Linked DNA regions of Mus musculus: all the other regions are linked to region 3. The links are chromatin loops, found by intact Hi-C in ENCODE. Cell type or tissue: left cerebral cortex. All regions are shown on one strand. Each heading gives the region's core, and the rest is flanking DNA. Links, peaks and the distances in the headings are about the cores only.

Region 1 (4,302 bases), core at 145-4,144, 47 kb before region 3:
CTTCCACAATGAGATCTCTTTTTCCTTTTTTTTTTGGGGGGGGTTGCAAAGGTGGAGGATTAGGGTGTATGATGTGAAATTCACACACACACAAATCAATAAAAAGTTAAACAATAAAAGCAATGTTTTAACAGACTAAAAATTAAAATTTATTTTTATTTTAATTTTTTAAAAGAAGAAATCCAGTAAACATGCCCAGCATGTTCACAGTTCCTTTCTTGAGGCAATACAAACTGCATCATTACACAGTTTGACTAGAGGTGCCAGAGCCCCACCCCCACCCCCACCCCAAGCCGGCTGCTTAGAGTTTCCTACAGGCATGTTCATCTCAAAGCCTGAGATGAGACCCTGTGAGTGAATTTCCCTGAGCTAAACCTTTCCCATGTCAAAAATCCATCTTTGTGCCACTCCTGCAAACACAAGTCCTGCTTTGCTTTCTGCCTCCTTATTTTGTACATAGCATACATCCTTCACAGAGACTGCGAAAATAATTGATTTTCATGCTAGGACATTAATTGTTGCCAGGGTACAGGACCCTGAGTCCACTACAGAGATATAAGTCAGCTGGCTTACTACCTGTGATGGTTAATACTGACTATCAACTTGACAGGATCTAGGATCACCTAGGAGATAAGACTATGACAATACCTGTGAGAGAGTCTCTTGATTATGTTAGTCAAGGTGTGAAGACCCACCCAAAAACTAAATGAACGCCATCATTCTCTCCCTACACTGGGGTCCTGAACTGCACACCAGGGAGGAAACCTGCTGAACACCAGGGTATAGCCCTCTCTGCTCCCTGACAGCAGATTTAGCACAAAGTGTGCAGCTCCCTCTTCGTGAGCTGCTGCCAAACTCAGGCCTTCCCCACTGTGATGGTTTGTATATGCTTGGCCCAGGGAATGGCACTATTAGGAGGTGTGGCCTTGTTGGAGTAGGCGTGACACTGTGAGTGTGAGCTTTAGGGCCCTCATCCTAGCTGCCTGGAAGTCAGTCCTTTCCTAGTGGCCTTCAGATCAAGATGTCCTCCCCATCCATGCCTGCCTGGATGCTGCCTTGCTTGCACCTTGATAATGGACAGAACCTCTAAACCTGTAAGCCAGCCCCAATTAAATGTTCTCTTTATAAGAGTTGCCTTGGTCATGGTGTCTGTTCACAGCAGCAAACCCTAAGACACCCACCATGACCGACTGTATCCTGGAATTGAGAGCCAGAGAAGCCTTTCCTCTCTAAAGCTACAGGAAAAGTAACGAAGACACTAGCTTTTCCCAAAGGGTTTTGAATTGATACTGCCTCCGGGCTCAGAGAGCAGAACCCAGCTTTTGGAGTGAGTTGCTAGCTGATACCTGGTGTATCTCAGCTCAAGGCTGGGGTCTTCCTCAGCCCCTGGCTGAGTCTGCTCATTTAGATCCCATACCTTCCAAAGACTGGAGCGAGAATGAGGTAGGCAAGCTCTGGACCTTGCTTGGCTCACTCTAGTAAATGAATAAGCCGGCTCACTTCCTCCTCAGCGCTCTGGCATCCCAGCATCCTTAACGCGCCAGTAAGCTTGCACACAAAAGCGGTCCGATCTTATAATTAAATTAGGCGCTTGTGGGAAATGGCACAATTAAAGCCAGAAAATAATTTAGAGGGACGGAGTCCCACTAGGGTGGGACTTTTCTTATTTAGTGGAGAGGAAACACAATTATGGAGCTAGCTTATTAAAACACCTCCTCACATAACCGGGCTCCTCCCTGAGTACCGGGCGCCTGCTCCGTATATGAAGCAGAGCAGTACCGCTTCCTTCCTCCAGATCAAATTAGAAGGCAGAATGCGTGATTCCCCAGGAGAGATATTCACAGCTCAAAGTAGTCTGGGAAGAAATTTAGTCAGAAATTACCCGGAAATTATCAGGGAAGCAGGTTATTCCCACCCTTTTGTGGTGATAAGATCGGGAAATTATTTTTTTTAATTTAATTTAATTTTGTGTGTGTGTGGGGGGTGAGATTCTCACAACGTTTATTGGAATTTGCATAAGCCTTGGGGAATAAAAGAATAAAAATATACATTTCGGGATATGAACAGGAAAATCCTTGTGCTGTTATGTGGTAAGAAATAAAGACAGTTGTGAATATGACGGCGAGATATTTGTTTTCGTTTTGAGACAGGGTCGGAAATACCTTAGCTGGCTTCTAACTCTCTGTAGAGAGTGATTACCTGGAATTCCCAACCCTCCTGCCTCCTCTACTCTAGCGTTGAGATTACAAGTGTGGTCCTCACACCCAGTTTATACAGAGGCAGGGATGCACCTAGGGCTTGGTGCGTGCTGGGCAAGCTCTCTACCCACTGAGCTACATCCCAGCCCAGAAGGCGATGCTTATGTGTGCATATTTAATGGTCATCAGTCACATGACCTAGAGCTTGATGATTGGAAGGATCCATCCAATACAAGGGTGGGAAACAGACCTGCAAACCTCAGCCTCTCCACATGTAGCACAGGGATTACAAAAGCTACCCAATGTCGCTTATTTCTTTATCATTACTTATGATTAATTTATAATTACACACACACACACCACACCACAGGGAGCTGGGGAGGTCACGGGAAAATGGGACAATTCCTGTCTCCCTCTCCACTCTATGCATTTCGGATCTGAGCTCAGGTCACTGTGTTGGGTATCGAGTGCTGTTAGAGCTGAGCTACCATGCTGCTCCATCAGCTATCTTATTTTATTAAAGATTTTATTTTAATTGTTGGTTCTGTGAATCTGTGTGTGGAGGATAGGTATGTGCATGTGTGCAGTGCCCCAGAAGTCAAAAGAGGCTGTGAGATCCCCTTGCAGCTGGAGTTACAGGTGACTGAGAGACGCTACAATATTATTGCTACAATATTTTATAAATTTTAAAGAATGTGATAAAAAAAAGAAAGGTATTGCAGGTTTTGAAGTGGGGAGGGCTCTCTGGGAGGAGTTGAGGTACAAAAGGGAAAGAAGAATGTCATGTAAGTCTATTTACTCAAAATATGTTTTTAAATGTTAACAAATTCAGATAAATTGAAATTATTTATCTTTTCTCATCATAATGCAATAAAACTTAAACCAAAGGAAAAAAAAGAACATAAATACAAATACACACCTCCATGCTTCTTCCCATGGACACACAAGCACACACACACATCCATCCACATACAAGCACCCACCCACACACATGTACACACACACACATGTACTCCCATGCACACGCACACACATACATGCACACACATGCACACACATGCATGTCACACACATGCTACAGAGAATCTGGTTCACTCCCATGTTCATCTGATGAGTAATTACCATTAATTCCATTACCATGTCAGAACAGGGGAAACAGGCTTGAAGAGTCTGAGTAATACCAAAGTCATATGGCCAATAAACAGCTCACCCCTGAACCATGTTTTAGGAAATCAGATCTCTCTCTCTCTCTTTTTTTCTTCAGTAAATGGAACAATGGTCTCCTGAACAAAGAGGCAGCTCTGCAATGCCCAGTCAGCCCCCACCCTGCACAGAGCCGCTTGCCACCACGGCCGTAACAGAAGTGCATGCTGCCCTCCTCACTCTTCTCCTGTTTACACAAACTTCATTCTGCCATGGTTTTAATAACATCAGTTCTCCGCTAGCATAGTTCAAATGTCAGGCACCATGGTAAACCCACAGAGGCAACAGAGATGGCTCTTTACCCACTTCTGTGACCAAATACCTGACAAGAAGCAAACTAACTCACAGTTAGGAGGTGCAGGCCATCACGGCAGAGAAGGCCTGACAACAAGAGTTGAGATGGGGACGTGCTGTATCTATAGGCTGCATACTGGTTTAAATATGCTTGACCCACTGGAAGTGGTAGTACTAGTTGTGGCCTACTGGAGGGGTGTGGCCTACTGGAGGGGTGTGGCCTACTGGAGGTGTGGCCTACTGCTGGAGGTGGTGTGGTCTACTGGAGTGTGGCCTATTGGAGGGGGTGTGGCCTACTGGAGGAGGTGTGGCTCTGTTAGAGGAAGTGCATCATTGTGGAGGCAGGACTTTGAGGTCTTTATATTTGTGCATGCAGTGCATGCAGTGCATGCAGTGTGTGCATGTATGAGTGTGAAAGTCTGGCCAGTGTGAAAATGTCCCCTTGTACTGCCTGTCGGTAGACGTAGAATTCTCACCTCCTCCAGCACCATGTCTGTCTGCACACTGCCATGCTTCCCACCATGATGATAATGGACTGAACCTCTGAAACTGTAAGCCATAAGCCAGCCCTAATTAAATGTTTGCCTTTATAAGAGTTGCTTTGGTC
Region 2 (4,302 bases), core at 227-4,226, 120 kb after region 3:
ACTGGAGTGAACCCCTCTACTCACTCACCCCCACCTCCACTACACACACACACACACACACACACACACACACACACACACACGAGTTCCCCCAGTAGGCAGCAGGCATGGCCTGGCCTGGTCTATTCTCCAGAAAGCACCCCAATTCCACTAAGTGGTCTTTTCCCCACCAAGTTCTAAGGAACCAGAAACAACACAAGAACTGCCTATCTGGGCTATAGATGCCTTCTCAGTGTGTACCCTACAAAAACCTCATAGTCACCCACAGAATCCGTCAGCCACCATTCAACAACCATGATGGATAGCCACAGGGGACTGATTCACAAAGTCCAGGTAGATCTCCCAAGCCCACACCCTCTGGGCTCACTGTTCCTCCTGACCTCAGCCACCTTGGTCTCTCTTGGGGACTGCTATCACACTCACAGGAACCAACATCCCAATGCCCACCTGGTCCCTGCAGCCCCTACGCCTGTGGCTGCCACCACACAGGTCATTTCTGACTTAGTTCCTGCACCATTCTCATTGCTCAGAGGGTGAATTTCAAAAAGTCAAGTCCCCAGATCCCTCCTTGAGGTCGCCCTAGCCCTCTCCCCTCCTTCTGCCCCTCTGTCTCCCTCATAAGGTCCTCTCCAGCTGGAGCTTCTCCTTCCTTTGCCACATGGTGTTCAGGCCCTCAGCTATGAACTGGTCCCTGGGGCATCAGCTAATGTGCTGCTCTCAGGTGACTTTCTGCAGAGCCTCCTGGGAAAGGCTAGACTGTGGTCCCCTCATGCTTCCTTTGCCAAGACAAATCCTAAACACAAGTACCTTAGAACACCAGCATGGTGGTTCATTTCTACAGAAACTCAGCCATTTTCAGAATCCCTTAGGAGGGGATGAGACAGGTGGCTCAGAGGTCAGAGCACCCCCTTGCTCTGGCAGAGAACCTTAATTCCCAGTGACTTACAACCAATTTACTGCCTGAGACTCTGGCTCCAGGGGCTCCATCACCTCTACCCTCTGAGGGGACCAAATTCACATATATATGTAATGTCCTCCACAGAGAGGCATAATTAAACATAAATATAAATATAAAAAGGCAAGGGAGTCCCTCCAAGAGCTACACCCTGTGAATTTCTGTGAGGGCATTTCCAGGAGAGTGACCATGGAGGGAGAACAGACCCTGAGCGAGGATGGTACCACACTGTGTGCTGCTGGCCTAGACTGAGTCAAAGGGGAGGAATGAGAAAGCCAGCAACCAGGCTCCTGTTTGCCTCAGTCTGCTTCCTGGTCCATCCACAAGAACAGACCCACCCAGCCTCGCACCCGCTTCTAGCTCCTCACCCACCTTACCTCTTCCGCCCCTTCCCCCACCTTGCCTGTTCCACCCCTCAAACTGTGATCCTAAGTAAACCCTTCCCTGCATAAGCTTCTTTTGTCGGGAATTCAAAAGAATTTTCAGCAGTTACTGCGGATAGATGCCCTTACTTGAGGTCGGTAGGCTCAGCCATTAGCCATCGGGATGCCCAGCATCCTAACAAATGGCAGCGTCAGGGTTGTGTGCGCCTGCGCCACATACACCAACTATGTCAGCATCCCCGAAGATGCTAGAAGAGGTTCCGCTGTACAACCTCCAAAAGAACCAGTCCTGCTGAGACCTGAATCTTAGCTGTGAAGCTGTGTGAGACAAAACAGGTCGGGCGTTTAAGCTTCTTAGACTGTGCGCTTAGTCTGGGCAGACCTACTCAGTGAAGGCCACTACCACTGTACCCTGAGCTAGAGCGGAGGGTCACATGCTCAGGGCCCCTGCATGGGCTAGGACAGAGGTGAGCTGGCTAAGTTCGGTGGCCAGCCTGTTACAATTTGGACACTTGTGGCCAGGTCACTATACCGTGGTGACATTAGGGGTTCCTGCCGCAGCATCCAGAGTCTCCTCTCTGCGGTGTCCTAGGACACTTACTATGTTGGCAGCCAGCGGGTGAACTCAGCTATGTGGGAGTCACTCTGAGCTGCCGGCAACCAGCCTTCAGAACACTAAGGAACCTAGCTAGACTCTGGCTGCAGCTGCAGGCTCTCACTCTCCCTAGAGAAGCAGGAGCTGTTCCCTCGGGCAGCTCCCCAAGGCACACAGTTGCTTGTGCTATACCCTGTTCCCTTCAACTAACTGTCCAGGACTGCTGCTGTTTGTACACCTGAGCTTAGAGCTGAGGTCCCAGCTTGGGCTCCAACCTGCCCACCACTCTCTCCCACGCAGTGCTCACCCTTGCCAGAGGTTACTGTTTCCTCATGTGCTGGTATCTGCCAAGGGTGTTTGTTGGCTTTTTATGTGTTTATTGCCTGAACCCCAGCTTGGTTCCGTGGAACAGGATCCTATGGTCTTATCCCAACCCACCCCTACCCCCAATGTCCTTGGCCAGGAACAGAATTTGGCACACAGTGGGCAATTTGTGTGTGTGCATGTGTATTTATGGGAGGAGAGGGGGAGAGAGGGAATTTCTATCTTTAGCTTCTCCCTAAAGAAGCTTCCGAAGGCATTTTTAGAACACATCGAGTATTTGAGAATATGGGCCTCGTAAACTCTGTTAAAAAGATTTATGCCTTGGGCACTAACTTTTTCTTTCCACTTTTAAATATCACTAGTCCACCATGTCAAACAAGAAACTTACAGCTCTAAAACTGAGGCCTTCCTCCTCTCTCCCTTCTCCCTCTTCCTTCCTCCTCCTTTCTCCCTCTTCTTCTTCTTACTCCTCCTCCCCCTTCTCCCTCCCTCCTCCTCCTCTCACTCCTCCTCCCTCCCTCTCCCCTCCTCCTTCCTCCTCTTACCCCTCCCCTCCCCCTTCTTCCTCCCCCTCTGCCTCTTCTCCTTCCTCCCTGCCTCCTTTATTTCTCCTCTTTCTCTTCCTCTCCACTTCCTCCTCCTCCTCCTTACCCCCCCCCCCCATACTTTAAATAGATCCTAAGAGACTAACACAGACACTGGGCAGACACCGCTGCAACTCTGACCATGCTCACTTGCAGAGCAGTCCCCTGCTCTTCCTGATGCCACCCAACTCTTCCTGCTTGTTGAAAAACAACATTGGAGATTTCTGAGGGGTCCCCTGGCCCGCTTGCTTTTGTAAGTTCATGAGAACACAGATACCACCATTCTGTTTATAAAAGCCACAGTGTAATCTCAGAGTCCAGGAGTCGGAACATTAGGACAGGGGCCATATGGCTCCTATGGCCCCTTAGGAAAACATTCGTCTGCCTTTGCTCCACACAAAGCCTGGTGACCAGATGGTCTCTGCCCTGCCTGTGGTCTGACCCTAGGGTGGAGATCAGGGGCTCACTGGGTCCCACCCCTTTCCTTCCTGGGTACATGGAGCCCATGGTTCCCAGCCGAATGACAAACAGAAGTGATCCAAGTACTTCTTGGCAGAGGCAGCAACCTGACACCAGGATAGGATCTTACTTCCCTTCCCCACTCCTGCCCTGGCACCTGGCAAATGTCCAAGAGTGAAGCCAGCCCTGTGAGTGGTCATGATAAACAGAGCTCTCCCGTGCCGCCTGCAGTGGACTGACAAGGGCACAAAATGAGACTTTCCTCCCAATCCTCTGAGACACCAGGGTGTTACTGCAGTCAGTCCTGACCAGTCCTGGAGTCTTTGGTGAGAATCATCCATCTGAATTTCTCAAAGCTTACAAATGTGGCTTTGCCCCTGTCACAGGTAAACATTTTTTTAATTAAAACTGTCATTTCCTCCCTTCATATATATCTCGGTTCATTTAGTGTTACCTGTATGATATATACGGTTTCCACAGTTGTCAGGAGAACACTTTTGAGCAAAACACTAATGGTTTCTTTTCCCCAAGTCAATGGCAGTTTCTTACCACCTCCAAAGGCATGAAAGACTGTTCTAGAATGCCAGCCCTGGCTGCAGATCCCCAGGCTCATGATAGCCCATGAGTGGAAAAACTCTCACTACTAACGATGTTGGTGATAACAGTAAAGACATTTTAGCTAGGGTGGTTACCATGGCAACTGCTGAGCGTATTTAATCTGTACCTCACAGTATAGGGTTGTCCGGCTCCTTTTTTTTTTTTTTTTTTAGAAGTAAGGAAGTTAAGGCGAAAGAGATGAATTTCACTGGATCCCTGGTAGCTGTCAAGTCAGAGAACTTCTGTGGGATACTGAGGGAAGCCAGAGCCTGCGGAAAGTGGGGGGCTCCAGTTTGCTTGTGACCTTTGAACACACAGCTCTGCTTATATTTCTGCCTCCCAGGATTGTGGAGATTTCAAGTTGATTTTTCTCAATCTGAAAAAGATATGGTTGGAAGTATCTTG
Region 3 (4,302 bases), core at 152-4,151:
ATTCCCAGGACCCGTGCAGGCCGACAGACTGGCGAGAGAGGATTGGTTTGGAAAGGCGTGGGGTTAGAAAGTCTGCCATTATCTGTTCCTTGACCCCAACACCAGTGGGATTTGTGAATCAGTTAACTACTCCATGACGCATTCCAGGCCATACTCAAAATGGGGTAATTCTACCTCCCCACACACTCCAGGCCCTTACTTGCCTCTGCTTTCCCACCCTCTGGGTTCAAAGGGCTCCACTCTGTGTGTGATCCCCACAATCCAACCTCAAGGGGCAGGCACTCAAGCCCCACTTCCTTTTGTCCTCTCCACCTCACACCGTGTTTGCAGAGTGAATATTGTACACCTCAGACTAAATGTTTAACTTGGAGCTGGGACCCCGCCCTCCCACCCCCCAAGATAGAGCCTTTGAGCCAGATCACAAGGTAAACACAGCCAGCTCTTCAGCAGGCTGGGATGCACGGTTTCTGAAAAGGATGACTTAATGGGTTAATCATTGTTTCATAATTATGCCCAGGTCCTAAAGAACTCTGCATTTCACTCTCTAGGTAATTCATATGCTCTTTCATATTGTCTCCCCTTCTGTTCAGAGGAGGGTTGGTTACATTTGTCCTCATGCTGCTCCCACCCCCCACCCCCTACAGTCCACCTGCTCGCTCCTTACCAGCTCCTTACCAGCTCCAAGCCAACGAGCCTTCCCCAGCCTCCATTTCCTCCTAACGCCATTGACTTTTGATCTCAGAGCAGAAGGAGTGCGCTTTTATTAGATTCAATTTGCAGAAAGGCCCCAGCTTCCCTGTGAATCGAGCCATAATAGTCAATGAATAATCACAGGGCTCAGCCAGGCTAGGCTTTAACTCCGGCTCAGTAACTAGGAAACCACCCAAGAAGAGGAAGGGGTGGGGGAACCAAACAGAAAAGGTAAATGTGTATCTGTTATGTTCCTGAGTATGTAACTGATCAAGGCTGAGGTGGGCCAACCACAAAGCAGAGGCCTGTCTAGCTTATGCTTGGGATCCAGGTTGCCTCCTCCAGAAGGCCAGGCAGAACACAAAGGTGCCTGACGTCTGTGAGAGCTCGCTGGTCTGCCATGCGTGCTTCTAGCCGCTGTTGTTTTACATTAGGTTTCCACATACTCAGACCTGACAGGTTTGGGGTGGCTTTCCTGAATACCTTTCTTCCTCTTCATGTATATGACAGTTTTTTCCCCCAGAGATTTTCCTAAAATGCTCCTAAAAGAGAGTTTAGAAAAACTTATTCAGGAATTTAGAGCCCGTCCCTACCAAGTTCTCAGCCCTGCTGATAAATTCTTTTACAGGTTTGCTTCATCAGCTAATCAAAGTTTAATGACAGGGGTGCTGTGACACTTGGGTACTAACTTCTTTTGTAGCTTTTCTGCTCAGCATTACCAAGAGCTGCCCTCCAGCCATCAGCCTGAGCAGCCCTGAGAGGCTTGGCTCAATAAGGCCTTTGTGGACCAAAGGAGTCCTCGAATGCCCACGGTCTCAGGAGCAGAAGTGATGGAAGGAAACAGTCCTGTTTTGGGTATCTGAACTTCAAGAGATCACTGTGTGTACCAAGCTTCTCAGATACGTGGTCAAGGCGTGAAAATACTTGCAGGGAGATAGGGCCAACGGACACACTCCTTCAGACAAGTCAGTACCTTCTGCTATGTTTTTTTTTTTTTTAAGTTAGCATATGCTGTTCCGTGTCTCCATGGTAACGGGACAGGGACTCTTTCTTCTATTTATGGAGTTCCTCCTTGACCTGGGTTCTCTGGTCTGGACCTGAATACACACTGAGAAGCCATGAGGAAATATCAATTCCCTCTGGACCTAGCTGTTTTAGCTTAGTGGATTAGGCCTTGACTCCTGCAAAGGTGATACACTGGAGAGAAGTATCAGGTGTAATAGTATCTTGATTGGCAATAATTTCAGATGGGGAGTTGCCATGGAAACCAGGAACCCTGCGGTACCAGAGAAGCTGGGGTCTTCCACTCCCTTCCCGGCAAGGCTGTCCTTGTAATGTACCAATCGTCAGTCCCGTGGCCTTGCCTGAGCTTGCCATTTGCAATTTCATATGCCATCTCTGGTAACAACCTAAACTTGAGAAGGAACGAAATAATATTCAACGTACACCTGTGCCTACGGATGAATCCCACAGGTTTCCAACCATGGACTCAACGCCTTCTGACCAAAAAGGAAACCACTCTTTGGCTTGTGTTTTGACCATGAGTTTGGGAGAGTCACGCTGGACTTGACATGTAGTTGACCTCGTAGACCATGTTAAGTAGAACACAGTAGTAGCCTTGAAGGATTTACTAAGACTAATAATAGATGGCGCCTAAGTGCTCGGCCAAGTCGGCGCTGAGACTCGGCTCAGCCCTAGGGGGCGCCATCCGCACCGAGGCAGTAGGAGGGGCCTCTCCAGAGGCAAGCGGCTGCGCCACGTTCTGCTCTTCCACTCGCGACTCCGCCACCCGCCCACTTTGCGACTCCCTAACCCCACGTATGAGTCTTTCACGACGAAGGACCAGAAATCAGGACCCACACGTAGCTCCAAGCACAGGGCAGGCTCCACCGCAGAAGCCTAACCACCCAACCCAAGTGCCAACAGGGCCCCCAGCTCGGACCTGCAGACAGCCTAACGCGGGCGGATACGGCCCTGCCTTTCTAGCTGGACCTCCTGGGCATAACGCCCGAACCGGGCTCCAGGAGCAGGGGCCAGCAGGCAGGCGACAGCGAGCTGCAGGGTCGCAGAGAAGGGCCCGGGAGCAGCGTGGATCCGCCGCTGCCAGAGCGCGCTCTCCTCCCACGCCGGCCTCGCGCTCGCTCCTCCTCCGCGCTCTCTCCGTCACCCCTGCTGTCCCCTCCCCCGGTTCCCTCCGGCCCTCCCCCAGCTCCAGAAGAGCGCGCGGCTAGGAGATCGGGCTGGTTACTTCCTTCACCGCGGCGTTGAGCACAGAGTGGACACCACTGAGGCCCGTCAGTCCCCGCCACCTTCCCCGGCCCCGCGCGCCCGGATCGGCCCTACGGCCTCGTCTCGCCCGGCCTTGCGCGCCGGGACCGCCGCGATCTCCTCTCCCCGCCGCCCTCCGGCTGGCCCTGCCTGCTGCGGCGCGGTAAGAGCGGCCCCTGTGCGCGATGGTCCTCAGCAGAGACTCCGCCCGGGGTGGGGTGTAGTGCGGGCGGCCCCTGATCCCGCCGGGCCATCGCGCGCCCCAGAGCCGCTCCGGCTGGTTCCTAGGCACCCAGTGGCCTCGGAGGGGGACCCAGGCATCGGGCAGGGCGCGGGCAGACCGCTTTTGTTTTGGGGAAGCCAGTGGTCGCCCCGTGCGGTTCCTGCCCGGGGTGCGCGACTGCGTTTCTCGAGAGGGCTTGAGGCACCTGGAGAGGTGGCCGAGGTAGCCCCAGGTTCGGGGTGACTTGAGTTGGGGAGGCGCTAGGCCTGGAAGGATGTGGGGGTGTCCGGATCATGGAACACCTGGGAAGTTGCGGCTCCCGGGAACGTGTCACCTGCTTGGCCAGGTCTGGGCTCCCCTGGGCCCTGGGAAGCCAGTACGGGATACGGTCCAAGTAGGGGTGCTGGTGGCTGCTCTGCTTTTATTTTCTCCTTAAAGCATATGAATGAAGGGGTAACCTGAAGCGTTTGCGTATTTGACTTTTTTTTTTTTCTAATTTACTATTTAATCTCATAAGACTTGTACTAGCCTGCACTCAATTTCAGGGGAGCCTAAAATAGTAGTTGACTCGCTACTTATTTAGAAAGTAAAGCGGTGAGCAGTCCTGGTTGGAGAGAGGAGTCATTTAATTCGCCAGTTGAGAGACTTGCTCCCGCTGTGGAAGCTCCTGTCGGTATCTGCCTGCCTACACCACCGCCAATCCGGAGATACATCTCAGTGTTAAGCTTTTATTAAAATCTGAGTAATCTCGCAGTGCAGTTAATGTGAACACCGTGCATCCCACAGGGAAATAGCCAAACTCTCATATATGGAATTAGTCATTCATTTCTCTAAACTGATTGCTAAGCAAAAGGCAAACCAACCTTCAAAGGGTTTTGTCCTTTTATTTTATTTTTTTAACCTAAATTTATCTAAATACAAACTCATGCTCTCTTATATAAGTGATTACCTGTTCCACTAAGGATACAGTTATCCATGAAATTCTTGTTTAAAAACCTAACTATTCCCAGTTACTACATTTCTGCCATTTTCTCCCATTTCTTGTTACTATTTTTTTTTTTTTTTTTAGCCCATCACCAGTACCAAAAAGTCTAAACTTGAAATTGATTTATCTAGAGTCT
Region 4 (4,302 bases), core at 244-4,243, 130 kb after region 3:
GGAGAAATAGCATCCATTCTCAAAGATTCTGTCTGAAGAAGTAAGCTTCACTCTACATGCAAATGGTACTAACAGATCCTATACCTCTTTGGTGGCACTTGCCTCCAGGGACTCACAAGCCCAGCACAGCTTTAGACCTGTAGCCTTGTCTCCACCTCCAGACAGCAGGGATATTTCACAGTGCTGACTCTAGTCATCAATGTTTGAAGGGTGAACTTCCTGTCAGGGCCTCAGAAAGGAAGGAAGGAAGGAAGGGAGGGAGGGAGGGAGGGAGGGAGGGAGGGAGGGAGGGAAGGGAGGAGAGAAAGAAAGAAAGAAAGAAAGAAAGAAAGAAAGAAAGGAAAGAAAGGAAAGAAAGGAAAGAAAGGAAAGAAAGGAAAGAAAGAAAGAAAGAAAGAAAGAAAGAACAAGAAAAGAAGGAAGGAGAGGAGAGGAGAGGAGAGGAGAGGAGAGGAGAGGAGAGGAGAGGAGAGGAAGAAAGCAGAGGTCCGTTCAGTTCCACATGTCACTATTCAGATCTCCACCTCAGGAGCCACATCCTACCCAGGGTCAAGGCGTAGAGGAAGGGACTACATCTCTGTTCCCTCATTGGACCCAAGTCACCCAAGGGAAACTACTTACCAGGAATGTGCCTCAGTTTCCACTTCTATCAAAAAGGGTAGCACTAAGCCTGCTCCCAGTGTAGATTTAGAGACTAAAGGGACCCTAGGGTGTAAGGACCCTGGCCCAGCACTGGTGGAGGTAATCCTCAGACCGAGGCACCTCTGAAATGACCTGCCTCTGACCTCATCACAAAGGGAAAAACTGAACTTGGAAAATATATATGATTTTTCTGAAGTTCACACATCTATTAGGTGGCAGATTCATCTCACCCCAAAATCAAACTCACTTTTCCAGAATTTGAGAAATTTAGATACATATATACCTCCAAAAAGGCAGCTGCCGCCAACCTCCAGCCTCTGTTGGGGATTGGTTCTAATGCTTTGAATTAATCCAGCTAGGTCCCCAAAATCAGGAATCTGCATGCCCAAATGCTGAAGTTTTTTCCCCACAATTGTTTTTCAATCCATCAATAAAGAAGCAACTGCCAATGACTGGGCAGGTAAACTGAGGCAGGACCTTTAGATTTGCACGGGCTAGGAACTGGGAGAAAGGAAAGAAAGAGAATCACCTGCTACCTGTGACAATCGGGAAGCTTGCCACATGGCCACTTCCCCAAATATGTTTGGGGTAGCAGAGATGAAATATAGATTTTAAAAGATGTTAACTAAGAAGTACTGGGGGAGGGGGTGTTTGCTAGCAGCGGGTAGGATTAGACCTGCCCAGCCTTTGAGCTAGTCAAAGCACTTAAAATTAACTATGTGTGTGTGTGTGTGTGTGTGTATGTGTGTGTGTGTGTGTGTGTGTGTGTGTGTTTCATTCGCAAATCCAGAGGGCTCTGGCTGGTGGCTGGGAGCAAGACCTGTGCCTATCACCAAGCAGTTTAGCTAAACTCACCAAACTCACTGCTACATCTCTCTGCTGGCAGCTGTGCGTCCTCTGTGGCAGCTTTGCTGTGATTCTGTGATTCTGACCCACTTCTCCTGGAGACCCTAACTCAACTAATTGTAGTCGCTGCGGAGCTTACGCCCTTGTGATGACTTGCTAGGGGCCAAACTCTCAATCAGCCCCAATGGCTGAGTGGAATACTAGACACACAAGAAGTTTTCATGTGACAAACTCCAGGGACTTAGCACCATTTAATTCTTGGTGGCGTGGGAGATTACGTCAGAGCCAGCCTGTGACACCCATGCCTGCACTGGTTACTTTACTACAGCAAAGTATCTGACAAACAAGGCCTTTGGAAAGAAGACTTTATTAGGTCTTGTAAACAGAAGGTACAGTCCATCATATTTGGAAGCCATGACACCAGAGGTGTGAGGCAGCTGGTCACACTGCACCTGCAATCCAGAGGCAGAGAGAGGAGTCTGGTCTTTGTTTTCTTCGGTCCGGGAACCAGCCTATCCGTTCACATTCAGCTGGGTCTTCTCACACTAATGAACGTAATCTAGAAACTCCAGATACCCAGAGAGGCTTGTCTTCAGGGTGATTCTAGACCCTGCCATGTTGACAGTCAATATTGTCACCATGCCTGGTGGTATCCCTCACTGCGCCGGGGTCTGCTGTCTCATTGGCATGTACCTGCTATCCCTGTGGTCACAGGTGACGTTGGCACAGTGGGGTCAGGTCTAAAAAAGCAACTTCCCCTCCAAAAGAAGAGAATGGGTTTCCTGCAAGCCTGTCCTTGCTGATTCTTGCAGGACCTTCAGCCCCTCCTCCACTCCCCCATGATCCTGTCTGTTCTCCCATCTCAGCCCACATACCAGCTTCCCTCCATTGTCTGTGTTGGAGGTAACTCTCCTCACAGCTGCTCGGAGGGCTGATGAGTCATCATGACCAGAGGTCAGTGCTGAATGACAGGATGAAGGAAGGAAGCACAAACAATGATCAGCGCTGATCTTGTTCCATAAAGCAACACGTCACTGCTTTTGAGGCGAACACCACTTCTCCCTGCCCACTCCAACTCAGAAGACGGACTTCAGCCCAAGGCAGGCCCAGTACCCTGAGTTACATCCCTGTTGGCATCCTCATTAATCTAGACATTTGTATGAGCCACACTTTGGCCAGCTTCAGGACTTGTGTGAGGACAGAGAAGGAGGGGATCCTATTTGAAGCAAGGAGAGAGGCTTCCCCGAGGTGCATTGCCACACAGCTGCACTCCATCTCCATCACTCCCACAGCCTGCGCAGGCTTGCTCTCACAGCCAGTGCTGACTCCTGTAAGCTAACGTGCACAGGCTGCCCCCCCCATCCACCCCCGACTCCTTTTACTCTGTTCAACGGAGCTGCATCTAAATCAATTACAAAGCTCCATCCACCTCCCCAGCCTTCCTTCTGTGTCTCTTAGCTCACCTTGTACTTTTTGTTGAAAGCCAAGCATACTGTACTGGGTCAAAGAAACCCAGCAATCGTTACCATGGAGACTGCTGGTCTTGGGTTTCTGCTCCCATAACTTGGAGTTCTCTTTGTCTTCCTAGCTGACTCTCTAACTTCAGGAGTGGGGTAGTGTTTTGTCTTATGACCTCAGTTCTTTGATTAGCTGAAGCCATGAATTTTCAGTGTGCCGGGCCTCTCTGCTGTTGTGTGAACAGGACCTTCCGAGCTTCTTAGACGCCCTACAGAGACGGATAGCATCGAAGCGGGGAGATGTCTGAGTCAGCATAGTGCTTGCTGTGCCAATGAGGACCTGAGTTTAATTCCTGGAAGCCATGTTTTAGAAAGCCAGGAGTGGACGCCTATGCATTTGTTTTCTCAGCACTGGGATGATGGAGAAAGACACAGGGGGTTGTGGGACAGGAAGCCGATGTAGCAAGCCGGAAGGCCTGTGGGAGCCCCTGTCTCAAAAAAGGGGGGGAGGTGTTTGATGCCTAATGTTGGCCTCTCTCCATGTCCACTTGCACAAATGTGTACTCACACAAACACACATCCACATGCATGTACATGCATCCACATGCATAAACATAGAACAATCAGGAGGAAACTAGAGATTCATCCATTCCTTTTACTCCCCAAATCCATACCACCTTTTGATGGCTACCTACACCAATGTCTCCAAGATGCTGCTTATTCTGCTATTCTGCCAGCTTTATCCTGGGGATTTGCCACTCCCACCCCACACACTCCCCACACATACCCCTACCCTCACTTCCCATACCCTCATTGCTATGTTTCTGACATGTTTAGGTCTAGCTAAAGGCTGCTCTCTTTCTCAAAAATAAAAGTTTCCTGAAGTCCTAATCAAAACTTCTGGTGGGCTTGTTCCAGTTCTCTGTTGGAGACAGTCCATCTGACATGCTCGCCCCTGACACTGTAGCCTGAGTTCTGCCTCTCTCAGGAGATTGAGCACCTTGGCCATAATGGGCGTGGGCCTGGCCATCAACCCTCGCCCAAGAGCACATGATGAACAAATAGTAGTTGATTAATGTTTGTGTCTCTCAGGCCCCATGCGGACAGGCAGACACATTGGATGAGTTTCCAAAAATATTTTAGTTGACATCACTGGCCTATATTTTTAGGAAGTGACCAAGAATGAAGTCAAACGCCTTCATACAAACGCTCGGGCCGAAATTAAGATCCTGAGGATACAGCTCGGTGTAAAGAAGTAGCTAGATTATACCATTGGGAATTTTCTTAAGAACTGTGGAAGGGGGTAAGAACGGAGCAGAGAGACCAAGAAAAACAAAAGGGAAGAGCGTTGAAACCC
Region 5 (4,302 bases), core at 61-4,060, 58 kb before region 3:
ATGTAGCAGAAGATTGCCTTGTCGGCCATCACTGGGAAGAGAGGCCCCTTGGTCTGGCAAACTTTATATGCCCCAGTACAGGGGAATGCCAGGGCCAAGAAGTGGGAGTGAGTGAATGGGGAGCAGGGCAGGGGGAGGGTATATGGGACTTTTGGGATAGCATTTGAAATGTATATAAAGAAAATATCTAATAAAAATAAATAAATGAAAAAAAAGAAATGAAAAAAAAAAAAAAAGAAAAGAAAGTAACCAATCCAGGACCCATGAAGATGAACATTTGGAGATTAGGTCTTGCCACATTAAGCTGAGGTCAGACTTGAGGAGGTGGGTCCTAAATCCAAGGACTGACATACTTACAGGAAGGACATTTAGACTTAGACAAGGAACACCAGGAGAGGGCTAGTGACAAGAGAAGCTGAGGCTTGGTGACACAAAGGAAGGAATGCCAAGGGCTGTAGACCATCTCCCAGTGAGTCAGAAAATTAGGCCCCACCACAGCCAAGTGCCATCTGGGCTCAAAGATCTGAGTGTGAGTGCACCTACCTCAGTGGTCTAAAGCTGCTAAAGCCCGCTGTCCCAGCCATGATAGGAAGGCACACCTGAGCAGTGACTTGGAGAAAGCAGCAAAGGAGGTTGTCAGGATGGGAAGGAAGGCAGCTAGGGAAATCAAGTAAGAGAAAACACACATGTCTTTCCAAGGCCGACTTAACTCTCTTAATATGAGCATCTCCAGTTCCATCCATTTCTCTGCAAGTGATGTGACTTCCTTCTTTGGGGCTGGAAAGATTCTTGTTGTGTATGTTAGAGTTAGCTTCAGCTGTCACTCTGACACAGACCCAGAGTTGCTTAGGAACAGGGAACTTCAGCTGAAGAATTGACTTGTGGCCGTGTCTGAGAAGCATCTTCTTGATCGCTAATTGATATAGGAAAGCCTAGGCCACTGCTGGTAGCACCATCCCCTAGGCAGGTGGGCTTGTCCTGTGTAAGAAAAGAAGTTGAGCAAGGTGGAGCAGAGTTCCTCCATGGCTTCTGTTCCTGCCTTGGGTTCCCACCTGGGCTTTCCTTGACGAGGAACTATTGCCTATAAGCTAGATAGACCCTCCCCTCCACAAGTCACTTTGGGTTCTGGTGTTTCTCATAGCAACAGAAAGAAACCCAGGACAGTGTGTTTTCTTTATCTGTTTCCCTGTTGTTGGACACCTAGGTTGGTCCCCTAATTCATGACTTGTGAGAAGTGCTGCAGCAAACATGGATAGCAACTGTCTCTGCGCTGTGTCGGATTAGTCCTCTGGGTAAACAATCTGGACTGCTATGGCTACATCACGTGGAAGATCTATTTTGAGTTTTTTTTTTTTTTTTTTTTTTTGAGAAACCTCCATTCTGCTTTCTGTAATGACATTCCCACCAGCAGTCTATGAGTTCCCCTGTCTGCTTTCTCTCCAGCATTCGTTATTTGCTTTTTTTTTTTTTTTTTTTTTTTTTTGGATGGGGTGTGATGGGATCTATGAATCTTTGGCTTGCATTTCCATGATGGCAGCTGCGGGTGAGTGTGCTTTCATATTGACGGGAGTCTCTGTTCCATCTCTTGTGTTTTGTCTGTTCGTAAACATGCCCTTACCTAAAACACAGAAAGAAGCCTGACTTAGTTTTTCTTGGGCAATCTTTGTCTCCGTGGCTTCATTATTTCCTTATGACCAATTCTTAGCAGAACTTCCAGGTCAGAGGGCATGAGGACGACTGATTAGAGACCTGACTCATGCTTCCACCAGGTGCTTCCAAACAGTCTGACCAATACCGCCCTGGGCCAGCGGTCCTGGGCCAGCGGTGGCTAAGGCCCCAGTCAGTGTCCCACTGACACAAGTTTTCTGACTCAGACACAGTGTCTCCCATGCTCTCCAACCCTGGCTTTACTATGAGGAAATAAGGCTCTGTTCAGTTCCGTGGCTCAGCCAAGGCTAATGTCAGAGCCAGGCAAGAACAACGCAGGCAAAGGAGACCCAGATTGGAAGCCACCCACCTGGTACTCATAGTCCGTCCCAGAATGTCACCTCTCCACCCTGCAACTGCGCTTCTAGCTCCTGGCCACCCACACACTTTCACGCAAAGCAAACAGCACACTATGTCTTTAGAGGTTCCAAAAGCTTTCCCTCCTGGGACCTGGAGAAAATTTCTAAATTATAGTGAAGCCATGATTTCTCTCGCCCACATGCCCATCTTGTAACCAAGTAATGAGGATCCCCTGGGACCAGATCCAACACCAATAAAATGTGCTGGGCCCAGGCTGGTCCACAGTCTGTGTCTGACTCTGAAATGGAAGAAATAAATCGGGCAGCTGCCAAGAAGTCACAGGTGAACCCACAAACACGGTCTCTGTCTTCCTCTCGACTTTAAAACAGAGTGGAACATCTATCCCATGGCTTCAGGCGCATCAGGACCATTGCTGGAGTCTGCTCAAAGCTGTCACTGAAGAGTAATTTATATCACCATTCTGAAGCCAGGGTTTCACACTAAAAATACTCCCACGTCTTTCAGAACTGGGAGGTCCTAGTTTCTTTTTCCAAAAACATACCAAAATGAGCTTTAAAAATAACAATTGAGCTCTTGTATCATGAGTTTTGCCTTTTCCATTTACTTTGAAAAAAAAAATGTACTCAGAGAAAGACCTTGTCTTCGTTTGGGTTGCTATAAGAAGATAGAAGATACCATAGGCTGACTAGCTTAATCAACAACACAAGTAATTTATTTTTTTCTTCGTTTTTTCCGTTTTTTGAAAATGGATTGTTTTTCTGTCATATATGAAGGTTCATGTTCCTCAACTCCTCCCAGTTCCTCCCAACTTCCCCTCCCATGGGGATCCACCCCTTTCTGTCCCTCATTAGAAAACAAACAGGTTTCTAAGGGATAATAATTAAATAAGACCAAAAAAAAACATATCAGAATTGGGCAAAACAAACAAACAGAAGCAAATGGCCCCAAGGACAGACACAAGAAACAGAGACGCATGTGTTCGCACACTCAGAAATCCCATGAAGACACTATGCTGGGAGCCATGAAATACACACAAAGGACCTGCTGGGTGAAAAGAGCAAAGGAAAATATATACATAAAATTAAATTAAAATTAAACACTAGTTTGATTTTCATTTCCCTGGTGGCAAAGGATGCCAAACATTTCCTTTAAGTGTTCCTCAGCCATTGTGTTTCTTCTTCTGAGAATTCTTTGTTTAGATCTGAAATTCATTTTTTTAATATTGTGTCATTTGTTTTCTTGATGTCCAGTTTCTGAGTTCTGTCTATATTTTGGATATTAGTCCTGTATCAGATGTGAAGCTGGTAAACGTCTTTTCCTGTTCTATAGGCTGCCTCTTTGTCTGAATGGCAGTCCTTTGTGGTGCGGGGGCTTCTCAGTTTCGTGCAGTCCCATTTATTAGTTGTTGATCTTGGTGCCTGTGCTAACAGGGTTCTGTTCAGAAAGTCTTTTCCTGTGGTAATGAGTTCAAAGCTATTCCCCACTTTCTCTTCTATAAGGTCCAGTGCATCTGGCTTTATGACCTATGTTCATTTGGAGGTGAGCTTTGTGCAGGGTGATAAGCGTGGATCTACTGAGATTCTTGTGCTGGCATCCAGTTTGAGCAGCATTTGTTGAAGATGCTGTCTTTTCTCCCTGTGTTGTGTGTTTCTGGCTTCTTCATCAAAACTCAGGAACCCATAAGTGTATGGATTTATTTCTGGGTCTTCAATTTGTTTCCATGGATCAAAACATGTCTGGTTTTGTGCCAACCGTTTTTATTCTTCTACTTGAGATTGGGGATGGTGAGATAGCCAGCAGTTCTTTCATTATCCAGGATTGGGTTTGGTTATTCTGTGTGGTTGTAGTTAGCGTGTGTGTGTGTGTGTGTGTGTGTGTGTGTGTGTGTGTGTGTGTATGTGTGTTCACCACTTGCATGCCTGGTGTCCACAGAGGTTAGAAGAAGGTTCCAGAACTGTCCCCTGCCCTGAGAACTGGGGTTATGGACAGCTGAGAGCCACCTGATAGGTGCTGAGACCAGAACCCAGGTCCCTTTCAAGAGTGACAACTGCTTCTAAAGACTAAGCCACCCTCTAGTCTCTTTCTGGCTTCTTTTTAGAACATTAAGCCTATTTGTAAAGCTTCTACTCTCTTAACTCAACCACTTTCCAAATACCATCTGTGTCACCACCTTGCTGGGACGAAATATTTCAAAGAATCAGCTTATGAAAAGCAAAGGTCAATTTGGCTCCTGATTTCCAGTTTCTATCCATAGTCACTTGGCCCTGTTACTTT
Region 6 (4,302 bases), core at 110-4,109, 240 kb after region 3:
TGGGAAGCAGTAACTATCCCTTCCTGGTAAAGAGCCACATGGGAGAAGGAAGACCTGCCTCGGAGAGGTAGGAGCAGCCATCTTGCAGCCAGACAAAGCGGCAGCCATCCCAAAGAGACAGCAGCAGGAATAAGGAAGAAGCCCCGGTCTTTGAAGTCCGCAGTGAGTGAGTTGCAGCAGGGTGAGGCATGTGAGGTATGTGCTGTACTGACTTGCTACTTAAGCCTTTTTGGTTGGGCTTACTCGTGGCTTACAGTCTTTAGCACCCAGCGGATATCAACTCTTACCCCCTCACTCGGACAGAGGCTTTCTGTCCGCACCTGCACGCCTCACCTCTGCCTTCCCTGATCTGGCTTCTGATGAAGCCTCTTCCTATACTTTGTCACCTTCTCCCTGTGTTCTCATGTGGTTGTCCCCTGTGTGGATCCAGATCCTGACCCCACCTAAAGGGACAACTGTCATGGCTGATCAGAGACCCTGGACAGCCTCATCTTAATCACTCTTTCCATGTTCCTGAGTAGTGTGTGTGTGTGTGTGTGTGCGTGTGTGTGTGTGTGTGTGTGTGTGTGCGTGCGTGCGTGTGTGTGTGTGTGTGTGTGTGTGTGTGTGTGGTGTGTGCTGTGATATATGTGTATGTGGTTTGTATGTGTGGTATAGATGTGACTGTGTATGTAGCGTGTGTGTGGTATGGTATGTGTGTGTGACCTGTTTGTGAAATGTGTACAGTATATGTATGCTACATGTATGTGTAATGTGGTATGGGTGTGTATGTGTAGTGTGGTGTGGGCTGTGTATGTGTGTGTGTGGTATATGTGTGTGGTTTGCATGTGTAAGTGCTTGTGTATGTGTGAGTGTGTGTGATCTGTGTGTGTATTGAATGGGGTGCAAGCAGGCATGTACCAGAGTATGTGTGTGGTATGTTGCACCAGGGAACAACCTCAGATATTAGTCCTTATCTTCCACCTTCTTAGAGACTGGTCTCTTGTATGCCATACACACCAGGCTAGCAGTGCACACCAGGCTAGCAGTGCACACCAGGTTAGCAGTACACACCAGGCTAGCAGTACACACCAGGCTAGCAGTTCACACCAGGCTAGCAGTTCATACCAGGCTAGCAGTTCACACCAGGCTAGCAGTGCACACCAGGCTAGCAGTGCACACCAGGCTAGCAGTACACACCAGGCTAGCAGTGCACACCAGGCTAGCAGTGCACACCAGGCTAGCAGTTCACACCAGGCTAGCTGGCCTCCAAGCTTCTTGCTGCTGTCTCTGCCTCTCATCTCACCGTAGGAACATTGAGATTATAGATGCAGGCTACCTTGATGGGCTTCTGGGAATCTGAAGTCATGTCCTCACACTTGTGTGGCAAGTCCTTTACCCACTGGGCCATCTTCCCAGTCCCCAACCCATGTACCCTTATCACGTGTATAATTTATAAAGTAAGGCTTTATGAGGGAGTGGCTTGCATACGTCACACAGCTAATGCAGTGCAAATCTGAGCATCCTGCTACCCTTGATACCACAGTGACGACACCAGACCCCACAGGTGACTCCTCTGAGTAAGGGGCCCAGACCTGTGTGTTGTCCCAGGCTGCCCAGCAACTGTCATGTGTTCCGGGCAGAGAACCTCCTTTCTAAACTGGAACCTAATCTGTGGGGCAGTGTCCCCTGAACCAGCAACTAACTATCCAGAGCACATCTATTCCAAAGATGTGTCAGAAAGGGCAGGGGGATGACTCTGTGGATATGGATAAAGTGCTTGCTGCAGTTCATGTCTCTAGCACGCATGTAAGAGCCAGGCACAGGTAGGTGTGATCCGAGAGATCCAGGGGCTGCAGTGGTTAGCCAGGCTACCAGAAAACAAACTCTAGGTTCAGTGAGAGACCCTACCTCAAACACCCGTGTGAAGCGTGATGGAAGAAACCCCTGAGGAGCCAGAGAAGGGCAGGGAGAGAGAGAGAGAACACGAGAGCATGGACCACTGACTGCTGCCTGTTCTCGGTGTGTTTACTATAAACAGAGATCGTTGATGTAAACATGGATATGCTATGGTGCTTTATTTTTAACTCTGCTGGGAAGGTGGCCATAAGCTCGGTGACTCACTGCAGTGTTCAAACTGAACGTTTCCTCACATCCCCCAAATTATACCCTCTATGTGGAATCAGAAATCACGGGCTCAGAGAACAGCCTTTATAGTACACGGGTACAAAGAGCAGAAAATGCGTAATGCCTCACACCTAGAAGCCAGTCCAAAAAAAAAAGGCGCCCAACGCCCGTATTACAACGCACATCTAGCGCCACCTTGAGGACAAGATGTGAAAGTGACACTGGAGGCCCAGAACCCAAGCCAACTGTGGGAAGACGGATTAAATAGAAACACAGCCAGCTGAGGTCACCACTGTCTCAAGGCTCCCATGAAGAAACAACAGTGCTGACTCAGTTCGTCCTGGGCCTCTCTTGAATTTTCTATCCAAGAAATACACGCTGTGTTTGCAAGTTGCACCAGAGCTTGGTTGGTGAAGTGGGGGATGGTGCACCCATGAACAGGGGCTCCGGCGGCCAAGTGGAGATGCTAAACCCTGTGCATGCCTTTGTGTGGGCTGAGATCTGTTTTCAGCGGATTACTATAGCACCCAACACCATCCAAAAAATGTCAGACAAGTTGACCACAGCAATTAAGTTGTCTGCCATCTGCGAGGGGCTTGGCTTACAGCTTACTGAAGTTAAATATATTTTGAAAAGAAAAAAAGCCAAGTTTCTCAATGTTTTGCCTATCTGTCAATCTCAACCACGTTAGCCTTGGAGTGTCTGAAGGGAGGATTGTTCTCCCTCAAGGAATCGTTTAGCATTGGCATGCTGAAATTTCAGAACACAAGGAGCACTCCAAAAATGAATTACTCCTTGAGAAACCCCGATTCTAATCTTGGGGTTGGCAGAGCCAAAACCCAGCTAGAAAGTGAGCCAGGCTGCAAGATGAAGGTCTTCTATCATCACCCCAGATGACAAGTTCTTTTCCAGAGGAAAATTTCCCTGCATGCAAACCCAAGCTCACATTCCTGCCTCTGTTTCTTCAAGCCATAGAATTATCTAAAGGTGACAGTCAAACTCACAGTGCGACACTCACAAAAACCTTTACCCTCTGAGCTGCATCTCCAGGCTGAGCTGTAGGAGAGGAGGCTGGATCATCTGTAATCCTACTATATACCTGCCCAGAACCAGCCAGATCCTTTCCAGTGGCCCAGCTTTGACCAAAGCAACTTTTCATTCTTCTTGGAGGCAAAGTATCCCAGGACCAAGAAAAGCATTGTTGAATGTTGAATGTTTCCCCTCTGCACAAGGCTAGGAAGACAATGTGACTTTCTCGGGTGATAGATGGTAAAAGACAAAGCAGTATGTGGTGCCTCACATCTGCAATCCCAGCTCTTTAGGGATAGGAGCAGAGGGTTTAGAGTTCAAGGCCTGGATTACATAGAGAGACTCTGTCTCACAGAAGAGGGACAGAAGGAAGTTGATGTGGCTGGGGAGGGGTGGGGGAATTATGGTGGAATGCTGATAAACTGATTCCCTAGGAAGAAAATCAAATCCCCTATGTGAAGCTGTTTCAAGTTCCATGATGTAAGTATGCCTACACTGGCCAATGTCCAGCCATTGATAGTTTAACAGTCAGGTGGCAACACTCCTAAATCCTCAACAGCTATTTCCCAGAAGCTGCAGGAGCCAGCCTTCGCTCAGAAGTATCTTGGCAGAATGGAGAATGACCACCACTGCCCATGTGCTTAGTAATTTGTGTATGTATGCCAATAGGTCAGCCAGCACTGATCAAATGCCAACAGAGACACTGGAGAATAGAAGAGAGTCTTCCATTAAGACCCTCGAGGACAATGGCTGGTTTTATTGCTTGTTTGATCTGTTCAGAATACTCTCTCCCCTTCTGGATACTTTGCTTAAAAAAAAAAATCAGACCATGGGAGGAACATGGTGCCAGGTGTTTACACAGCATGACCCTGGGCTGAGACATGGTATAGACTGGAGCAGACACTGATGGGCAGGAAAGCACTGTGGGGACAGCCACTTGAAATAGAAAGTCACTTCCCTTGATTCAAAAAGACTAGACCTAAAGGAGAGTCAGGGAGAGATAGAAAGAGAGAGAGACAAAGATATATATATATATATATATATATATATATATATATATATATATATATAGAGAGAGAGAGAGAGAGAGAGAGAGAGAGAGAGAGAGATTTACACAGCAAGCACTCTAATGACTAAGATGACCCTGCCTCCTCCTTACCTGTCAGC
Region 7 (4,302 bases), core at 235-4,234, 140 kb after region 3:
AGTCACTCTCTGGGTCTCATTCGCTTGCCTCCAACCTGAAGCTGCCACTCTTGGCTCCTGAGATTTTAAGAAGTTAATGAGAGGAATTAGGTTTTAGGTTCTCTGTAAGCTTGTGTGGGTCTCCTGTAAGTCTGCTGCAGGGGCTGTGTCAGTCAGAACTGTCATCATATCCTTTCTTTAGGTTCTTTGTAACCCAGGTATCCTAGTGGGCTGCATCAAAAGGACTTGTTCAGATCCCAGCCCTCAGGCCTTGTGAATGTGACCATGTTTGGAAATAAATCTATTTATTTTTTTAAAGATTTATTTATTAAATGTAAGTAGGCTGTAGCTGTTGTTAGACACTACAGAAGAAGGAGTCAGATCTCATTATGGGTGGTTGTGAGCCACCATGTGGTTGCTGGGATTTGAACTCAGGACTTTCAGAAGAGCAGTCGGTGCTCTTAACCGCTGAGCCATCTCTCCAGCCCAGAAATAAATTTAGATTTTGAGGGTTTGATCAGGTTAAGGATCTTTAGAAATGGTCTCCTGGGTTCTGGCGGACTCTACACGTATGACTGCAGCTTCCTGTCAGCACAGGAAGGGGTGGAGTCACACAGGCAGACACAAGTCTGGGGAAGTGTATCTGCAAGCCAAGGCACTCTTGTTGTTCCCAGCTGGGAAGTTCTGGCCCTGCTGACCTGTGACTTCCTGTACCCAGCATGCAGTGAGAGAACAGCTTCCTGTTCCTCTCAGCCTCCTCATGGAAAACAAACACCAGTGCCATCAACTCCCTTGCTGAAAATCACCAGGTCTCATTTGGTATCTTGCTTTGTGGAAAATTATGGATCGCAGAATGGACCTATTATATGGCTACAGGCTCATATGAAAAGAACCAAAATTCTCGGTTGGGTTTGATTACCTGATAGATTGGAAGCTGTAAACATCATCATGAGCTTCCGCTCTTCCAGGAGACCCTAAGGAAGAAAAACAGGACTCAGAGATGCCTGAGGCTGGAGGATTATCACCACCCTAGGAGCAAGCCAACCTTGTATATGAACTTCCAATACTGAGCTGCCACATGGAGGGGTGAGTACAAGGCCCTGCTCTGAGTTAGAAGCCAGGATTCCCCCATCTTTGTTACTTTTCTATTGCTATGAAGAGACACCATGATAAAGGCAATGTATAGAAGGAAGAGTTTATTGGAGGCTTATAGTTTCAGAGAGTTAGTCCATGACTGTTATGATGGGGAGCATGGCAGACAGGCAAGGCCTGGTGCTGGAGCAGCATCTGAGAGCTTACATATTGAGACAAGAACCCCAAGGAAGGCAAGAGGGAGAGAGGAGCGGGGGTGGGGTGGGGGAGGTTTAAAAAGCCCATCCCCAGTGACACACCTCCTCCAACAAGGCCACACCTCCTAATCCTTCCCAAACAGTTCTACCAACTGCAGAACAAGCATTCAAATATATGAGCCTATGGAGGCCAGTCTCCTTCAGAGCACCACACAGCCACACTGAATGAGAAAGAAATTCTTCTTTTTTCACTGTGCTTGGGATTTTCCCCTCACAAACAACAGAACTGAGCGTCAGTCACTTGAATGTTGCATACAGCTGTTGGAGATGACATACATAATGCTGGTGTGGTGTGGATCCACTTAGAAGTTACAGCAGCCCCTGGGCAGACACCCAGTTTTATTTGCAGAACACTAATGAAGATACCACGGGTTAGCACAGTGTAGACCTGAGGCTACCATATCTTGTTAGCTGCATTTTAACAAAGTGGCTTTTAACAAAGCTGACTAAAAGGTTCATGGCACAAGGCTGACTACAAAATCCTGACTCAGACCTTAGAAAGTCGGGGCAGGAGAGAGATGGCCCAGCAAAAGAGCACTGATTGCTCTTGTAGAGGACCTAGGTTCAGTTCCCAGCACCCACATGGTGGCTCACAACCACCAGTAACTCCAGTTCCAGGAGATCCAATGTCCTTTCCTGACCTCCACAGGCACCAGGAACAAGTGAGGTGTACTTACATATATGCTGGCAAAGCACTGATATATACATATATATGTATATCTACATCTATACCCATATATCTACATCTATACACACATATATGTATATGTGTATGTATATGTGTGTATAAATGTAGATATACATATGTATATATGTATATGTATATATACACACTCACATATATACATACATACATATATATACACATAACACATAAATACACACACATATATACACATAACACATAAATACACACATATATATATACACATATATACATAAACATACATATATATAATAAAGTAAATCTTAAAAAAATAGAAACTTATGCAAGTACTGGTGGTTTTGGGATGTGTTCTACAGAGCTGGACTTCTTAAAAATACACTGTGAGCTGAGCATGACAGATGATCTCCACAGAGTCCTAACAGGGGCAATAAGAATCCTCTTCCCTCTCTGGAGCAGTGCAGTTGATGAATAGCCATGGCCCCCACTGCGTGGGCACCTGCAGGCTGCCAACAAGAACAGGCCTATTTGTCACTGTGAATCACGTCGCTGCAGCACTGACTAACTTCCAGGAATCAGATGGGAGAAATGATATGTTTTGTGGTTTGGCATTTGGAGCTTAGCCCTGGCTTCACTGGTAACTGCCAACATCTGCAAATTATCAAGTACTTGAAAGAAATCAGCTGCCACAGTCAGCTGTCCCCATCATTCCCACATAGGGGCCAGCCTTCTTCCAGGCCACGGAGTGAAGTTCTGAGGCCAGGAGCTTTTGGGGCAAACCCCAGACCCCTGAGCTAGTAACACTAAACACCTGTGAATAGGGAGAGTGTATACTGTGCACACAAACTCTGTTAGACTCTCGCTTTGTCCATGGTTGCCAAGGCAAAGGCAGTCCTGTGTCAACGTCAAAATTCAGGTTCATTTGAGAAAATTCAACAAAAGGGAGTCCTGTATTCAAATTCTGGTCCTGAAATGCAGGAACAGACGCTTTGATCAATCAGGAAGAACAGATCAGATGTTCAATAAGCCTAAATCCTGCCCAGAAAGTTGGCAGGATTGAGCACCTCACCCAGGCATCCATTCTTGCTTGCAAAAACTAGTGGGCTCTTGTGACTGACTAGAAACAACAGGGCAGATGTTTGTAGGCCTCACCCAACATCTGCCCCGTGGTGGGGAAGGCCTGGGTGTTGCAGACCGTGCTGGAGTTCCCTGCTGGGTGGCAAGGCAATTAGCCGGTGCCGCATCACGTGCGATCTAATTACAGGGGGAACGGCAAGCTGCTCTGCACGGCTGTGTCATTTTTCCTCCGTTAATTTTCTCTGTAACTCACATGCATGTCATAAAGGTTAATTAAAAGCTTGAGCAGACTCCTATCCTGTGCAACTGGATCAAAGAGTATGGAGTGGCTGCCCTTTGTGCCCAGAACCAGAGGGAGAAGCAAGCCACTGAGTTTAGAGTGAAATCAGGTACTTGTAAAGAGAGGCTGTGACAGCTTCTGGTAAAGTCAAACAAGTCAAAGCAGACGTCACTATAATGGAATTATGACAGAGTTGGATAGATCACTGGACTGCTGAGGAGGTGGGCAAAGGAAGCCACACCCTGCTGGGCTCTAGGAAGACTTCTCAGAGAGGTAAGTTCCTAAAGAGGTAACGTGGGTGATTTGAGGAAGAGTGAGGGTGGAGGCCACAGAAGCTAAGAAAATGCAGGGATAGAATTGAAACTGTGAAAGAAAGGGGGATCCATGATTGAAACCTGCAGGAAGATCTGGGGTCCAGATGAGTCTCCTGAAGGGGGCTAGAAATGCAGCCATGTTGATAGAGTTCTCCCTTGCCATGGGTTCCATGGCTAGTACAACATAAGCTTAGGTGGAGATACACACTTCAGAAGCAAGGAGATCCGAAATCCAAGATCATCTCAACTGCACAGCAAAGGCTGCATTGGATACAGGAGACCCTGTCTCAAAACAAAACAGTCTCCTGCAGAGACTGTGTCCTTTGTGGGAAGGGAGACGACAGGAGGTGGAGAACGTCCAACCTCAAGCACTGAGATGATCGAGGATTGACACTCTACCAAGTCAGAACGGCCAAGGCATCGTGTGAGCAGAGCCTGTGGCATCTAGGACTTGCCTGTGGAAGGCCATGAGCTGACCGGCTGCCTGGCTTGAGAACCTTGACCTCAACCTATCACCTCCACTTTTTGGAGGTGAACCGAATGATATGGAGCAAATCCTTGGTAGTCTACAAGAGAGCTAAAGCATCACATGCATACATGTGTGTGTTGATAAACATCTGCACATATGTGTATCCATCA

The links. Hi-C counts contacts between places; a loop is a spot of excess contacts. Peaks named below come from ENCODE experiments on the same cell type or tissue, not always from the same donor. Only the 100,000 strongest peaks of a DNase experiment are listed, where the experiment ranks them.
Region 1: it touches region 3 in a loop (3-fold over the local background); 13 of 42 quality-filtered maps call a loop at or near these places.
Region 2: it touches region 3 in a loop (2.8-fold over the local background); 13 of 42 quality-filtered maps call a loop at or near these places.
Region 4: a loop joins it to region 3, with 2.5 times the contacts of the local background. A loop is called at or near these places in 10 of 42 quality-filtered maps.
Region 5: it touches region 3 in a loop (3-fold over the local background); 9 of 42 quality-filtered maps call a loop at or near these places.
Region 6: a loop joins it to region 3, with 5 times the contacts of the local background. A loop is called at or near these places in 14 of 42 quality-filtered maps.
Region 7: a loop joins it to region 3, with 2.8 times the contacts of the local background. A loop is called at or near these places in 4 of 42 quality-filtered maps.

The regions. Positions count from the first base shown.
Region 1 is chr16:95,652,776-95,657,077 of GRCm38, forward strand. No RefSeq gene overlaps it. Among named protein-coding and RNA genes, the nearest start is that of Gm31845, 13 kb to the right of the region's middle. In left cerebral cortex, for the core only: CTCF peaks have their summits at 1,800 and 2,000; DNase peaks (open chromatin) are centred at 1,560 and 1,715; H3K4me3 peaks cover 573 bases.
Region 2 is chr16:95,821,931-95,826,232 of GRCm38, forward strand. No RefSeq gene overlaps it. Among named protein-coding and RNA genes, the nearest start is that of Gm32130, 22 kb to the left of the region's middle. In left cerebral cortex, for the core only: no CTCF peak of the experiment used is centred there; DNase peaks (open chromatin) are centred at 2,053, 2,428, 3,137, 3,407 and 1 more place; H3K27ac peaks cover 505 bases.
Region 3 is chr16:95,699,524-95,703,825 of GRCm38, forward strand. Ets2 (E26 avian leukemia oncogene 2, 3' domain) reads left to right here and starts at 2,884. Exons shown (of 10, transcript NM_011809.3): 1 at 2,884-3,121. It overlaps Gm31989 (a long non-coding RNA gene), which reads right to left and starts at 1,325. Exons shown (of 4, transcript XR_876298.3): 1 at 676-1,325. In left cerebral cortex, for the core only: a CTCF peak has its summit at 2,393; DNase peaks (open chromatin) are centred at 1,658, 1,984, 2,444, 2,842 and 2 more places; H3K4me3 peaks cover 2,041 bases; H3K27ac peaks cover 2,035 bases.
Region 4 is chr16:95,829,281-95,833,582 of GRCm38, forward strand. It overlaps a transcript of 1600002D24Rik not described here. Among named protein-coding and RNA genes, the nearest start is that of Gm32130, 29 kb to the left of the region's middle. In left cerebral cortex, for the core only: no CTCF peak of the experiment used is centred there; DNase peaks (open chromatin) are centred at 2,457, 2,889 and 4,190; H3K27ac peaks cover 386 bases.
Region 5 is chr16:95,641,207-95,645,508 of GRCm38, forward strand. No RefSeq gene overlaps it. Among named protein-coding and RNA genes, the nearest start is that of Gm31845, 25 kb to the right of the region's middle. In left cerebral cortex, for the core only: no CTCF peak of the experiment used is centred there; DNase peaks (open chromatin) are centred at 2,206 and 2,450.
Region 6 is chr16:95,943,298-95,947,599 of GRCm38, forward strand. No RefSeq gene overlaps it. Among named protein-coding and RNA genes, the nearest start is that of 1600002D24Rik, 16 kb to the left of the region's middle. In left cerebral cortex, for the core only: a CTCF peak has its summit at 2,308 (motif pointing left); a DNase peak (open chromatin) is centred at 2,231.
Region 7 is chr16:95,842,305-95,846,606 of GRCm38, forward strand. It overlaps 1600002D24Rik (RIKEN cDNA 1600002D24 gene), which reads right to left. Exons shown (of 4, transcript NR_040484.1): 2 at 899-953. Among named protein-coding and RNA genes, the nearest start is that of Gm32130, 42 kb to the left of the region's middle. In left cerebral cortex, for the core only: no CTCF peak of the experiment used is centred there; DNase peaks (open chromatin) are centred at 2,541 and 3,234.